Linked DNA regions of Homo sapiens: regions 1 and 2 are each linked to region 3. Evidence: chromatin contacts called from ENCODE Hi-C or POLR2A ChIA-PET data. All regions are on one chromosome and are shown on one strand. Each heading gives the region's core, a stretch centred on a gene start or an enhancer-like site at or near the end of the contact. The rest is flanking DNA. Distances are from core to core; before and after follow the strand shown.

Evidence for each region. Hi-C counts contacts between places; a loop is a spot of excess contacts on that map. ChIA-PET counts read pairs that join two places held with the same protein, here RNA polymerase II (POLR2A). Pooled maps may share reads with other maps.
Region 1: a loop to region 3 is called in a map of CD8-positive, alpha-beta T cell, with 4 times the contacts of the local background. The contact joins two enhancer-like sites. A Hi-C loop is called at or near these places in 1 of 168 maps with a recorded cell type or tissue (CD8-positive, alpha-beta T cell), 2 of 37 single-sample maps with no recorded cell type and 9 of 50 pooled maps. POLR2A ChIA-PET finds 5 or more read pairs at or near these places in 1 of 52 experiments (PC-9).
Region 2: a loop to region 3 is called in a map of GM12878, with 6 times the contacts of the local background. The contact joins two enhancer-like sites. A Hi-C loop is called at or near these places in 1 of 168 maps with a recorded cell type or tissue (GM12878) and 3 of 50 pooled maps. POLR2A ChIA-PET finds 5 or more read pairs at or near these places in 2 of 52 experiments (Panc1 and activated T-cell).

What each region holds. Positions count from the first base shown.
Region 1 is chr18:3,153,231-3,157,308 of GRCh38, reverse strand. It overlaps MYOM1 (myomesin 1), which reads left to right. Exons shown (of 38, transcript NM_003803.4): 11 at 2,221-2,362. Among named protein-coding and RNA genes, the nearest start is that of MYOM1, 65 kb to the left of the region's middle. RefSeq lists an enhancer at 4,076-4,078. Within about 2 kb of position 1,653, at least 6 of the 41 ENCODE cell types and tissues checked have a DNase peak (open chromatin) inside an H3K27ac peak, as active enhancers do.
Region 2 is chr18:3,176,349-3,180,283 of GRCh38, reverse strand. All of the region lies in intron 5 of MYOM1 (myomesin 1), which reads left to right. Among named protein-coding and RNA genes, the nearest start is that of MYOM1, 42 kb to the left of the region's middle. RefSeq lists enhancers at 1,955-2,344, 2,365-2,484. Within about 2 kb of position 2,188, at least 14 of the 41 ENCODE cell types and tissues checked have a DNase peak (open chromatin) inside an H3K27ac peak, as active enhancers do.
Region 3 is chr18:3,664,467-3,668,231 of GRCh38, reverse strand. The region is part of intron 7 of DLGAP1 (DLG associated protein 1); the gene reads left to right. Among named protein-coding and RNA genes, the nearest start is that of DLGAP1-AS6, 13 kb to the right of the region's middle. RefSeq lists a silencer at 2,169-2,463. Within about 2 kb of position 2,256, at least 32 of the 41 ENCODE cell types and tissues checked have a DNase peak (open chromatin) inside an H3K27ac peak, as active enhancers do.

The sequences.
Region 1 (4,078 bases), core at 404-2,903, 510 kb after region 3:
CCTGAGTAACTTGGAAGATTGTCAAGCCCACCTCAGTTCCAAGCAATGCTATACAAATGTTGAACAATGGCTCCCTGAATGCCCGCTGTCTGCCAGGCTCCATTACAGCGTATTCCTGCCATCGTGCATCTATGCCATGGATGCCCAGCTCACTGAGCTCTGCTCTATCAATGCAGGGGCTCCTGGTTGTTGTGGTATAGGCCGTTAGCAAAAGGACATGGCTAGAGGTTGCCAGCTGTCCCTCTTGTAGCTGATGGCTTTCTAGCAGTGCCTCTTTTGCAGCCCAAGCATGTCAGCCTCAGCATCCCCACCTCCTCTGCAGCTCTGCTCTGCCTTTGCCATCAGCAGCCCCACTCTCCGCCATCCAGTGCTCTGAAAGCCTGGAAGGAAAGAAGTGTCTCGCCGGGCGCGGTGGCTCACGCCTGTAATCCCAGCACTTTGGGAGGCCGAGGCGGGCGGATCACAAGGTCAGGAGTTCGAGACCATCCTGGCTAATACGGTGAATCCCCATCTCTACTAAAAATACAAAAAAAATTAGCCGGGCATAGGTGGTGCACGCCTGTAGTCCCAGCTACTCAGGAGGCTTGAGGCAGGAGAATGGCGTGAACCCGGGAGGTGGAGCTTGCAGTGAGCTGAGATCCCACCTCTGCCCTCCAGCCTGGGTGACAGAGCAAGACTCTGTCTCAAAAAAAAAAAAAAAGAAAGAAGTGTCTCCTCATCAAAATGCTCATTTCCCACTGAGTGGCACGCAGAGATTCTGCATTAAGTTTTAGGCACAATGAGTTAGTTACATTCTCCTATAGCACTTCTGCAGGAGATATTTGCCTAGATGCTTTCCTGCTGGTTCACAGAACAAGAAACAGAATGTTCAAAACCCAAGTGGCTTGAGCTCTTCACAGATAATGCAAATCTATTAAATGCAGAAGTAGACAGATATTTCTGCTATGTTATCAAATGTCCTTGTAACTCATAAGAGTTACAGAATGTAGATCATAGGGAAAGAAAGTGTTTGTTTGGTCGACATGGGTGCTTTCCCTTGAGTGAGTGGCTCCTGCATGTCTCAGCCTCTTCTACTAACTCCGTTTATGAAAGCGTTGGTCAAATGCCAGGAGGAATTGGCAAATGTGGGCCTCCACCCCCAGGGACCCTGCCTCTTGTCTTAATTATTCTCACTTAAAAGGTTACTAACTGAATATTTTCATTCCCCCTTCTCTCCCTCCTATAAACAGCCCTGATTCACTAATTCAGCTGTGCCTGAGGGGCCGTGTGGTCAGGGGATCCCATTTCATAAAAAGGGATTGTAGTGTTTCCTGTATTATCCCGGACTTTTACTAAACTCAGATAAACTGAGCTCAGATGTGAGTATTGCATTGGAGTTCTTTTCCTAAGTGTTCAGTTTGGTAACAATCATTTGATTAAAACGAATGTTTTCTCTTTCAAAATGGTAGTGTCTTGCCTAGGGACTGGCAAAGCTCTATGACTCGTATTTTCTTGTGGATGCCTCCAGAAGGGGTATTTGTCTCCCTTGGGAGCCTTTCTTAGTTTTTCTTAGCAACGTTGCACAATCAATGTCATGAGAACAGACTTTCTGGCACAACTGACTTGTCTGAATGCAATCTTCAGCATCTCTATATTAATTTTCTTTTGGAACATTTTGGGCCACAGGGACCATGAGGCAAAGGTCATGGGTTCTTTTCAGAGCACTTTCTATTTTCTGACACAATGTTCTTCCTGCTGAAGGTGAAAAACACACATTGTTATGTTGGTCAACAAATAGCAAGATTTGGCCGGGTGTGATGGCTCACGCCTGTAATCCCAGCACTTTGGGAGGCCGAGGCGGGCGGATCACAAGGTCAGGAGATCAAGACCATCCTGGCTAACACGGTGAAACCCCATCTCTACCAAAAATACAAAAAGAAATTAGCTGGGCGTGGTGGCGGGTGCCTGTAGTCCCAGCTACTCAGGAGGCTGAGGCAGGAGAATGGCGTGAACCCGGGAGGTGGAGCTTGCAGTGAGCTGAGATCCCACCTCTGCCCTCCAGCCTGGGTGACAGAGCGAGACTCCGTCTCAAAAAAAAAATAGCAAGATTTGATGCTTGCTGCGTTGGGGCCAAAGATTGAGCCACTGTGATGATGTGGTAAGAAGCGTGTGCGCTGAGACCTGCCTGCCGACTGACAGCATGTCTGAGAGGGTTAATGGGATCCTTCTCTGTCTCCACAGATGCTGATGCAGAGATTGAAGGAGCCCCAGCTGCTCCCTTGGATGTGAAGTGCTTGGAGGCCAACAAAGATTATATCATCATCTCCTGGAAACAGCCAGCTGTCGATGGAGGGAGTCCTATTCTCGGATATTTTATTGATAAGTTAGTGCTTAGGCTAACATCAATTACAGTTATTTGGTCATAGAGATGCGTGCTTGATTTCTCCCATCATTTCTAGTGGAAATATTTTCTTTTCTGGCTTTCCTCTCCTCCTCTTTCTATTTCTGTATCTCTCTTCATCTTTCTTTTTCTCTATTTGTCTCTGTCTCAGTCTCTCGCTCTCTCTTTCTCTCTGTATGTATATATCTACACAAACATATACATACATACATATATACACATACATATAATGGTACCTACATATATATATAAAATGGGTATATATACCCATTATAAATGTGTGTGTGTGTGTGTGTGTGTGTGTGTGTGTGTATTGAGTAGGTACTTAGAAACGCTGATTTCTAATTGAGTGCTTTTACAGCAGTTAGTACCTGCAGATGGAGTGGGTCACTCCCCAGCAGACAAATGTGACAGCTCATATCATAGTGTCACAAAATTCATCTTTGGAACTTAGGTAAATAGGTAGGTAGATATATATACATATATATATATTTCATTTCCAAGATGGCCTCTGTTAGGTCTCTATTAGGTCTACGAATTCATAGCATTCTTGCCAAATTAGTAACATGAGCTGGTAGTCAAATTCAAAAAATTCTTTTTTGGAATTTAGGTAAAAGTTCCAAAAATGAATTAAATATTTACCTAAATTCCAAAGATGAATTTTTTTAAATTTGGCTACCAGCTTATGTCACTAATTTGGCAAGAATGCTATGAATTTGTAGACCTCATAGAGGCCACCTTGGAAATGAAATCATTGGAATTCAGCATAATGTCCATATTCCTAATATGTCAATAATTTAAGAATATTTACTTTGGTAATACTACCAAAGTCTTATTTCTACCTCAGGATGTGTTTTCAAGTTATACAAAGAAGTAACAACAAAAAATCAATAGAAGCAAATTATTCACTATCTATAAGTTCTTGTCTATATTCTCCAAAACTTAGAGGCTCTGATATTTATAGTAACTGGGCTTTACACATTAATTATGACATGAGTTTGGACGATACAGACAGCAAATTTAGATTTGGCCTAAATAACATTGTTCTCTGACTTGGTTTCTATTCAGATCGTTGTTCCAATTCTCTTTTCATTTTTGAGTAATGAAATCTCATTGTAGAAATCACTAGAGATGGATAATCTGTGTCATATTAGCACAATGGGTTTGCACCAAGGGTGTGTTGAACTTCGCAGTACATAAATACATGCAATTGTGCTCAGAACTATTTGTAAGAAATATTTCTAATAAATTATATACTATTTAACCATCCATGTGAACTAATGCTTCCACAACATTTCATCATTTAGTAGTGATGAATTGTGAAGGTTTAGATATATTCTTTTTTGTGCTTTATTGTCTTTGGCACATTTCCAGGGGATTTTTAAACTTTGACCAGTGAAAGGCCAGGGACAATAAGTACATTTTGTTCTCCTCTGGCCTTAGTCATAGTGAAAATACCCACCTTGTGGCTATTATTTATTAAGCATTTACTGTGTGCATGGCACTGTTCTAAACACTTCGCATATATTAACCACTAACCCATAACCGCCCTTTAAGGTCGTTGCTATTATTTCAAGTAGGAAATGAGGCCCGAGACCACATATCAGTGAGGAAGCACTAACTCACCTAAGATCACGCGGGTAATAAGTAGCAGAACTAGAATTCAGATGTGAGCCTGGCTGTAGGTTTGTGTTCTTT
Region 2 (3,935 bases), core at 939-3,438, 490 kb after region 3:
TTCTCTTGCCATGTGGTGATAATAGAAAAGTTGTTAGCTGGGGAAAAGGTATTAGGGTGCTAAATTGAGTAGTAATGGAAAGAAAGGATGGTGAAGCAACTATGGGAGCTGCAAAATAGTTTTTTATTTTATTTTTAAAAATTCATTTTTTACAGTCATGGAGTCTTGCCATGTTACCCAGCTGGTCTCGAACTCCTGGCCTCAAACGATCCTCCTGCTTCAGCCTCCCAAAGTTCTGGGATTACAGGCATGAACTGCCACTGCTGACCTGCAGAATACTTTGTAATGAAAATTTTATAGAGATATGAGCAATACTTTTGATCCGAAGCCGAATTGAGTGTCACTGAGTCATTTGGTCAAACAGCACATGTCACAGCCGTTGGTATCACAGCGCTTTTCTTAGGCAAAGAGGAACCACTGAAAACCCTCCAGCACAAGAAAGAGCAGAGCCAGAGTGAGCTTGAGTCCAGTGTGAAATTACCTAAACCAATTATAGAAGAAGAGCATGCCAATTAACATGTTCTACCCTGTACTTCATCTAAACGGGGAATGCGGGAGATTAGAAGTGGCCAGTGGATTTCTTTTTCCAGGCCATCTCTGATCAGATAGTCCTGTCTGCTCGAGCCATGTTGAGACAGCTGTCTGAAGCTGCTGGCAGGAAATAGCACTGCATCAACTTGCAGGGTCTTCTGTGTTTGGAGAAGGTTATGTTGCTGCACCTGCCACACAGCTGCGATTCTTAAGCCAGTCCCACCCTCTCCATTTCACATCTGAGGGAACTGAGACTGTCAACTTACTTTCTTCGTGTGCATTTATTTAAAATCATCCAACTTTGGGAGGCTGAGGCAGGGGGATCGCTTGAGCCCAGGAATTTGAGACCAACTTGAGCAACATAGTGAGACCTCATCGCTATTTATTTAAAATAAAATCATCCATATCATGACATATATGCTTGTCAGAACTCTGTTCTCTCAGACAAAAAATTATGAAGCTACAATTAATCTATTGCATTACGTGCTAATTCTGTTCAACCAAATTTAACCAATTCTGAGCGCCTGCTGTTTGCCCATGACTCATTCTTCCTCAGGAGTAGGAATAGAAGTAAATGTGGATCAGGCCAGGCACAGTGGCTCATGGCTGTAATCCTAGCATTTTGGGAGGCCGAGGTGGGAGGATTGCTTGAGCCCAGGAGTTTAAGACCAGCATAGGCAACATAGCAAGAGCCTGTCTCTACAAAAAATAGAAAAAATTAGCTGAGTGTGGTGGTGCACACTTGTAGTCCCAGCTACTTGGTAGTCTGAGGTGGGAAGATTGCTCGAGCCTGGGAGGTGGAGGTTGCAGGGAGCTATAATCACACCATTGCACTCCAGCATGGGAGACAGAGCGAGACACTGTCTCAAAAAAAAAAAGTAAATGTGGATCAGACACAATCCCAACCTCAAAGGTTTGGCAACATAATAGAAGAGACACATATCCAACCATAATTTTGATAAATGTTATATTTAGTAACTTGAAGCAAGGAACCCTGATGCAGAGAGGCAGGAACGATTCATACTGTGTCATATTTTAGGGAAGAGTTTATTGAAGAAGTTGCATTTGATCTGAATCTTGAAGGATGAGTTCGGGTTCTGTTATATGGAGGAGAGTGTTTGTTTGTTTTAAGTGTAGAAAATGAATAACGTGCTTTAGGGACGGAGGGGTGTATGTGTATGTGAGAGAGAGAGCTGGGGAAAGGAAGGAGCTGACTGAAGCCAGTATTCTTCCTTCCTCTCCCTTTCCATCATGTTCCCTACTCCCAAACCTCCTTATGATCGTGTCCACAAGTCTGAAGAAATGAAATGCAGACAGAACAATTGGAAAATGGAAGCATCATGTGGGTCAGCAGCCAGGCTGCCGGTTCAAATCCCTCCTCTGCTGTTCCTGGCTGTGTGACTGGGCAAGTTCCTGAAACCCCCATGCCTTGGTTTCTTCATCTGGAAAATGAGGTTAAAAACAGCACTATCTCATACGGTGGTTGTGAGAACTGAACTTACCAATGTATGCATAAAGCGCTTAGAGCATTGCCTGGCTCATAGTCAATTCTCTGTGTCAGCTATGTTAATCAGGGTTATTGACGTCATCTGTGCGTGCGAAGTGGGCTGTCTGAAAGGGAAACAAGTGAAACCCAGTTCCTCTTTTGGGCAGAAAATGGTTTAAGTAGAAAAGCCTGGTCCAGCACCATAGCCACTGGCTACTGAGAACATGAGGAAGTGGTGAAGAATCCAGGCGCCACGTACAGACCCAGAAGACAGGGTCCCAGGGAGAGGCCCGCCTGCGTAGTCCACTCTCCGAGGGCTGTGAGGCTTAACCAGATATGGAACAGTCAGAAAAAGGGAGGCTTTCAGCTCTTACTTGTCAGAAGTTTCCTTTCATGATTTATATTATAAATTCTTCCAAGGCAAGAGCCATGTTTGTTTATGACATTGAATAAAACACTTAAATATAATGATCGTTCAATACAATGATATTGCAGGCCGAGCATAGTGGCTCACACCTGTAATCCCAGCACTTTGGGAGGTCAAGGCAGGTGGATGACCTGAGGTCAGGGGTTCGAGATCAGCCTGACCAACATGGTGAAACCCCATCTGTACTAAAAATACAAAAAACTAGCCAGGCGTAGTGGCCGGTGCCTGTAATCCCAGCTACTGGGGAGGCTGAGGCAGGAGAATCACTTGAACCCGGGAGGTGGAGTTTGCAGTGAGCCAAGATGATGCCATTGCACTCCAGCCTGGGCAACAAGAGTGAAACTCTGTCTCAAATAATAATAATAATAATAATAATAATAATAATAATAATAATGATATTGCTTCTAACAACATGCAAGAATGTTAGCAGGAAGAATGTTTTGCTCTCATCCTACACAGATAGCCAGCAATAAAACCCCCAACAGAAAGCCTTCCTCTCTGTTACATCAATAGTGGTCAACTTTTTAAAAAGCTTATTTATGTATTTATTTGTTTTATTTATTTTTAAAAAGCTTATTTGTTTGTTTGTTTTATTTATTTTAAGACACGGTCTCACTCTGTTGCCCAGGCTGGAGTGCAGTGGTGCGATCATAGCTCACTGCAGCCTCAGCCTCTCAGGCTCAAGCTATTCTCCCACTGCAGCCTCCAAAGTAGTTGGGACTACAGGTTTACACTCAGCTAATTTTTTGTAGTTTTTGTAGATTCAGGGTCTTGCTTATTGCCCAGGCTGGTCACAAACTCCTGGCCTCAAGTGATTCTTCCACTTCAGCCTCCCAAAGTGCTGGGATTACAGGAATTACATGCATAAGCCACCATGCCTGGCCTAAAACCTTTTAAATTATAATATAACATGCACACAAAAAGTGTGCATATTATATACTGCAAATTTTTTTTTTTCGAGATGGAGTCTCACTCCGTCGCCCAGGCTGGAGTGCAGTGGCACAATCTCAGCTCACTGCAACCTCCGCCTCCTGGGTTCAAACAATTCTTGTGCCTGAGCCTCCTGAGTAGCTGGGATTACAGGTGTGTGCTACCATGCCTGGCTAATTTTTAGTATTACTAGTAGAGATGGTATTTCACCACGTTGGCCAGGCTGGTCTCAAACTCCTGACCTCAAGTGATTTGCCCGCCTCGGCTTCCCAAAGACTGCACACTTTTACAAATGAATTGCTTTAGTGAATTTTTGTAGATTGCACACACCCATGTAACTGACACCCAAATCAATAAACATTATTGACACCCAAGAAGCCTCCTTCTTGCGTCCCAACACACTACTGATTTCTAGTAGCATTAATTAGTTTTTTGTTTTTGTATTCTATATAAAAGCAATCATTCTGCTGTGCACTGTTTTGTAACTGGCTTTTTTCGGTAACTATGTTACATGATATTCAGCCATATTGCTGTGAATCGTCAACATTTTTCATGTAAGTT
Region 3 (3,765 bases), core at 1,007-3,506:
GGCTTCTGTTCATTATGTATGGGAGTTCTCAGGAAAATATGCCTCAAGGGGGCACTTACAATTTGGGGCTTATGTGCCATCTGAACAAGAGAAGGGGAGGAGGAGAAGGGCACTTAAGGAAAAATAAATTACTTTTAAGAAAGATCATGGGCCTTTAGGAGAATAGATGGGAGATGATAGTTTTGTGACAATGCCTGTTTAGGTGTGCTGTGGGCTTCTCTTTGGTATTAGAGTCAACTTTCTCTGGTTGCAGAAAAATCTGTGGGAAGGGATTTATGACAATTGAGTTTTGGGAGGAGGTTCTGCTTTGGGGCAGATAAGGAGTTTAGAAATAAGCCTCTTATCAAATGCCTTCAGCTCAAAATCATTTTTATGCCACAGTGGCATATTCTAGAGGAACCTGGGCCAAGGAAGACCACCCTTGGCCTTACTCCTGGAGTCATTCCGGCTCTGGCCTAGCCTTGGGGGTGGAACTCTGCCCTGGTGTGGACAAGAATGGACCCTCTCAGGCCCCAGCATATTCTCAGAGGTCCAGTCACACCGACCTGGAAGTGTCAGAGATGTACTTAATTCTAGGTTTGCACTGAGGCCAGGTAGAAACCGCAGTACCTGGAGCATTTCTTTGTGTTTTGGGGTTTTAATAGACTTGGCCAGGAACCAAGTCCAAGCCCTTTCAACATCACAGAATGTTTTTTAATCTTCCCTAGTCCACCGGAGTGGAAAACTCACATAGTTCTCATCATTCACAAACACTTAAAGGGTGTTTACTAGGTACTAGATGGTATATGCTACTATTATCAGCCTCATTTTGTAAGTGGAGGAGACAAAGAAAGGTTAAGAGGGTTTTCCAAGTTCACATGGATGGTAAGCAGCACAGTCAATATTTGTTGACTGTGAGGCCGAGGCAGGTGGATCGTTCGAGGTCAGGAGTTTGAGACCAGCCTGGCCAACATGGTAAAACCCCGCCTCTACTAAAAGTACAAAAATAAGCTGGGTGGTGGTGGCGCATGTCTGTAATCTCAGCTACTCAGAAGGCTGAGGCAAGAGAATCGCTTGAGTCTGGGAGGTGGAGGTTGCAGTGAGCTGAGATGCACCACTGCACTCCAGCCTGGGCAACAGAGTGAGACCCTGACTCCCAAAAAAAAAAAAATTGACAAATTAGCAACCGGGCACAGTGGCTCAGGCCTGTAATCCCAGAGCTTTGGGAAGCCAAAGCAGGAGGATCACTTGAGGTCAGGAGTACCAGCCTGGACAACACAGTGAGACCTCATCTCTAAAACAAAACAAAAAAATTTAAAAATAAGAAAATTAGCAGGGTGTAGTGGTGGGCGCCTGTAGTTGCAGCTACTACGGAGGCTGAGGCAGGAGGCTCCCTTGAGCCTAGGAGTTCAAGATTGCAGTGAGCTATGATTGCACCACTGCACTGCAGCTTGAATGACACAGCAAGACCCTATCTCTAAAACAAATTTAAAAATTGTTTAAAAAAAAACTTTTTAAATTGACAGATTAGAATCTGATCAGTTTCTTTCCAGAGCTACTTGAACATCTCAGGAGATTCTGCTAAGGATGGAAAAGGAAGGAGTTTTAATTTCAAAGTTTCATTCCATGTCTTGTCAAACCAAGTCTAGATTTGCCATTTAGAACTGCATTCTCTGATCCTGTGTTTTAAGAGAGGTTTCTCCATGTAGATGAAACCAGGAGCTGCATCCTTCCTCGGATTGGTAGGTGTTCCATGGGCTTTATCTGTGCGGCGTAATGACAGCACACAAACGCCAGGGGGCAATGCAGTTTCACCGAAGAATCCTAGGAAACTCGGGTCTGGCTTTGACTAAGAACATTGGCAGGATCCTGGGGCAAAGGTGGAAATCCTTACTAAAAAGAGTTCCGCCAAGGAAAAAATATGTTTAAAAATCCTTTCTTTGAAAGCTTCCTGCATTGTCATCAAAATTGCCCTTCAGTATTTGTGCACAGCTGGAAGTTTTGTGATATTATTTGCAAAAGATTTACTTTTCGTTTTTTCTCAATGCGGCTGCCTAGTCTTTCCTGGAAGGTTTCCTGGGTCTTTCTGCGTAGGAAGGATTATTCTAACCAGCTCTCGGGTAGCCTGGATCACATTGTTAGGACTCTGTTGCGTCCTCTGCCTGACCGCGGGGCTCTCTTCCCCCGGTGCCCATTCAGCGCTTCCAGCTGCCTCTGCGGTTGGAGCCGGGCTCCCTTTAAGGTAATTCCAGTCTGGGCCTGTGTTTTGTTTCCAGCTCGGCAGCCGCCAGGTGTCTGCCCTCCCTTAACCTCCAAGGATGAGAGATCAAAGGTGCCCCTACATCTGCCTCCTGCCCAGCTCTTTAATCTGTTACATGTTCAAAAGGGACAAATGCAGTATTGTGCACTCAGGGAGGGAGGACAAATCAGAGAAGTGGAAATGGGCAGAGCCTCAGAATGTGTTAACTTACATAAATGATACGGAATATGCCTGTCGACATATTAGCCCTGCCACTGTAGAGGTGTTTTCTTCTTAAAAGAGCAAGAATATTATGCAGAAATGGAAATCCTCTTTTCTCCCTTTGGAAGCCTACTAAACCCATTTAATGAAATATCGTACACAGACCCATTTGGAGGTCACTATTAGAAATATAACGAGGTAAAACAAAATATTTTTTAAATTTATGAAATGGAAATTACAAGGGCACTTGTAGAGACCTGAGCTTATTTTATATGTGGCAAAAATGATAAACTAATCTTTAAGCAGAGCAGATATATTTTAAGAAAGACTATTCCCAGCGGAGCATGTATTTTCCATATCCGTAGAGCTAAGTAGGGGAATGCATTTTAAAACAGTAGGAATTCAGATTAGGTATTAAGAAAATAATACTGAGAGCAATGGTTATGGAAGGTACAGAATTTTCCTAACAGCACTAAGGAAGCAGCAATTATTTCTTCCATTTTTAGAGGAAGGGGTTGGGGGGAGGGGGAAGAGCTCCTGATCTAGTAACAAATTGTTTCTAAACTTAAATTTAGAAACATTTTAAACAGTTTGAGCATCCACGATTTTCTTTAGACTTTTAGGAGAGCTCCCTAATTTCCAACTAAAGACATAAATGTGAACAGGCACTAATTACTTTTTTCTCTATGCATTCCTGCGCCCACACACCCAGAGGCTCTCTTGTGCTTCCTCTTCCCCAGCGGTTACAAAAAGGAACTCCAGCAACTTCAGTTGTGCTTAGCTGCCGTCACAGACAATAGCATAGTAGGACCAGTGGCCTCATATTAAGTCACAGTCTTTCCCAGTTACAATGGCTGAGAACCCAGATTTTCACAAGGTGCAAAGAAAAGAATATTGACATGGTTATTAAAAGCTATGGTGAGAAGGGAGTCTTTATCAGCTGCTTCAAATATTTCATTCACCTTCTTAACAAATATTTATTCTGCACTTACTATGTCCAGACATGGTGCTGAACTCGGGGAATTCACTGGTGATCAAAAGCAGTCTTACCCTTTGTTCTCATGGAGTTTACCATCTAGGGGTAGAGACTAGCGTCAATCAAATAATCACAGAGATAACTGCGCTGAAAGAAAGAGACAGTTCTTGTGGGAGGATCTATTGTAACAAAGGGACTAATCTAGAGGCTCAGGGAGAACTTCCCTGAGAAAATCCTCATTAGCTAAGAGTCAAAGGATCAAGAAGGGTGAGGGATGGCACGTGCTAATTCTGCATTCAATATTAGTAGAACTGAAAGGGTGATGTGGCTGGAGTACCAAGAGCTAAGG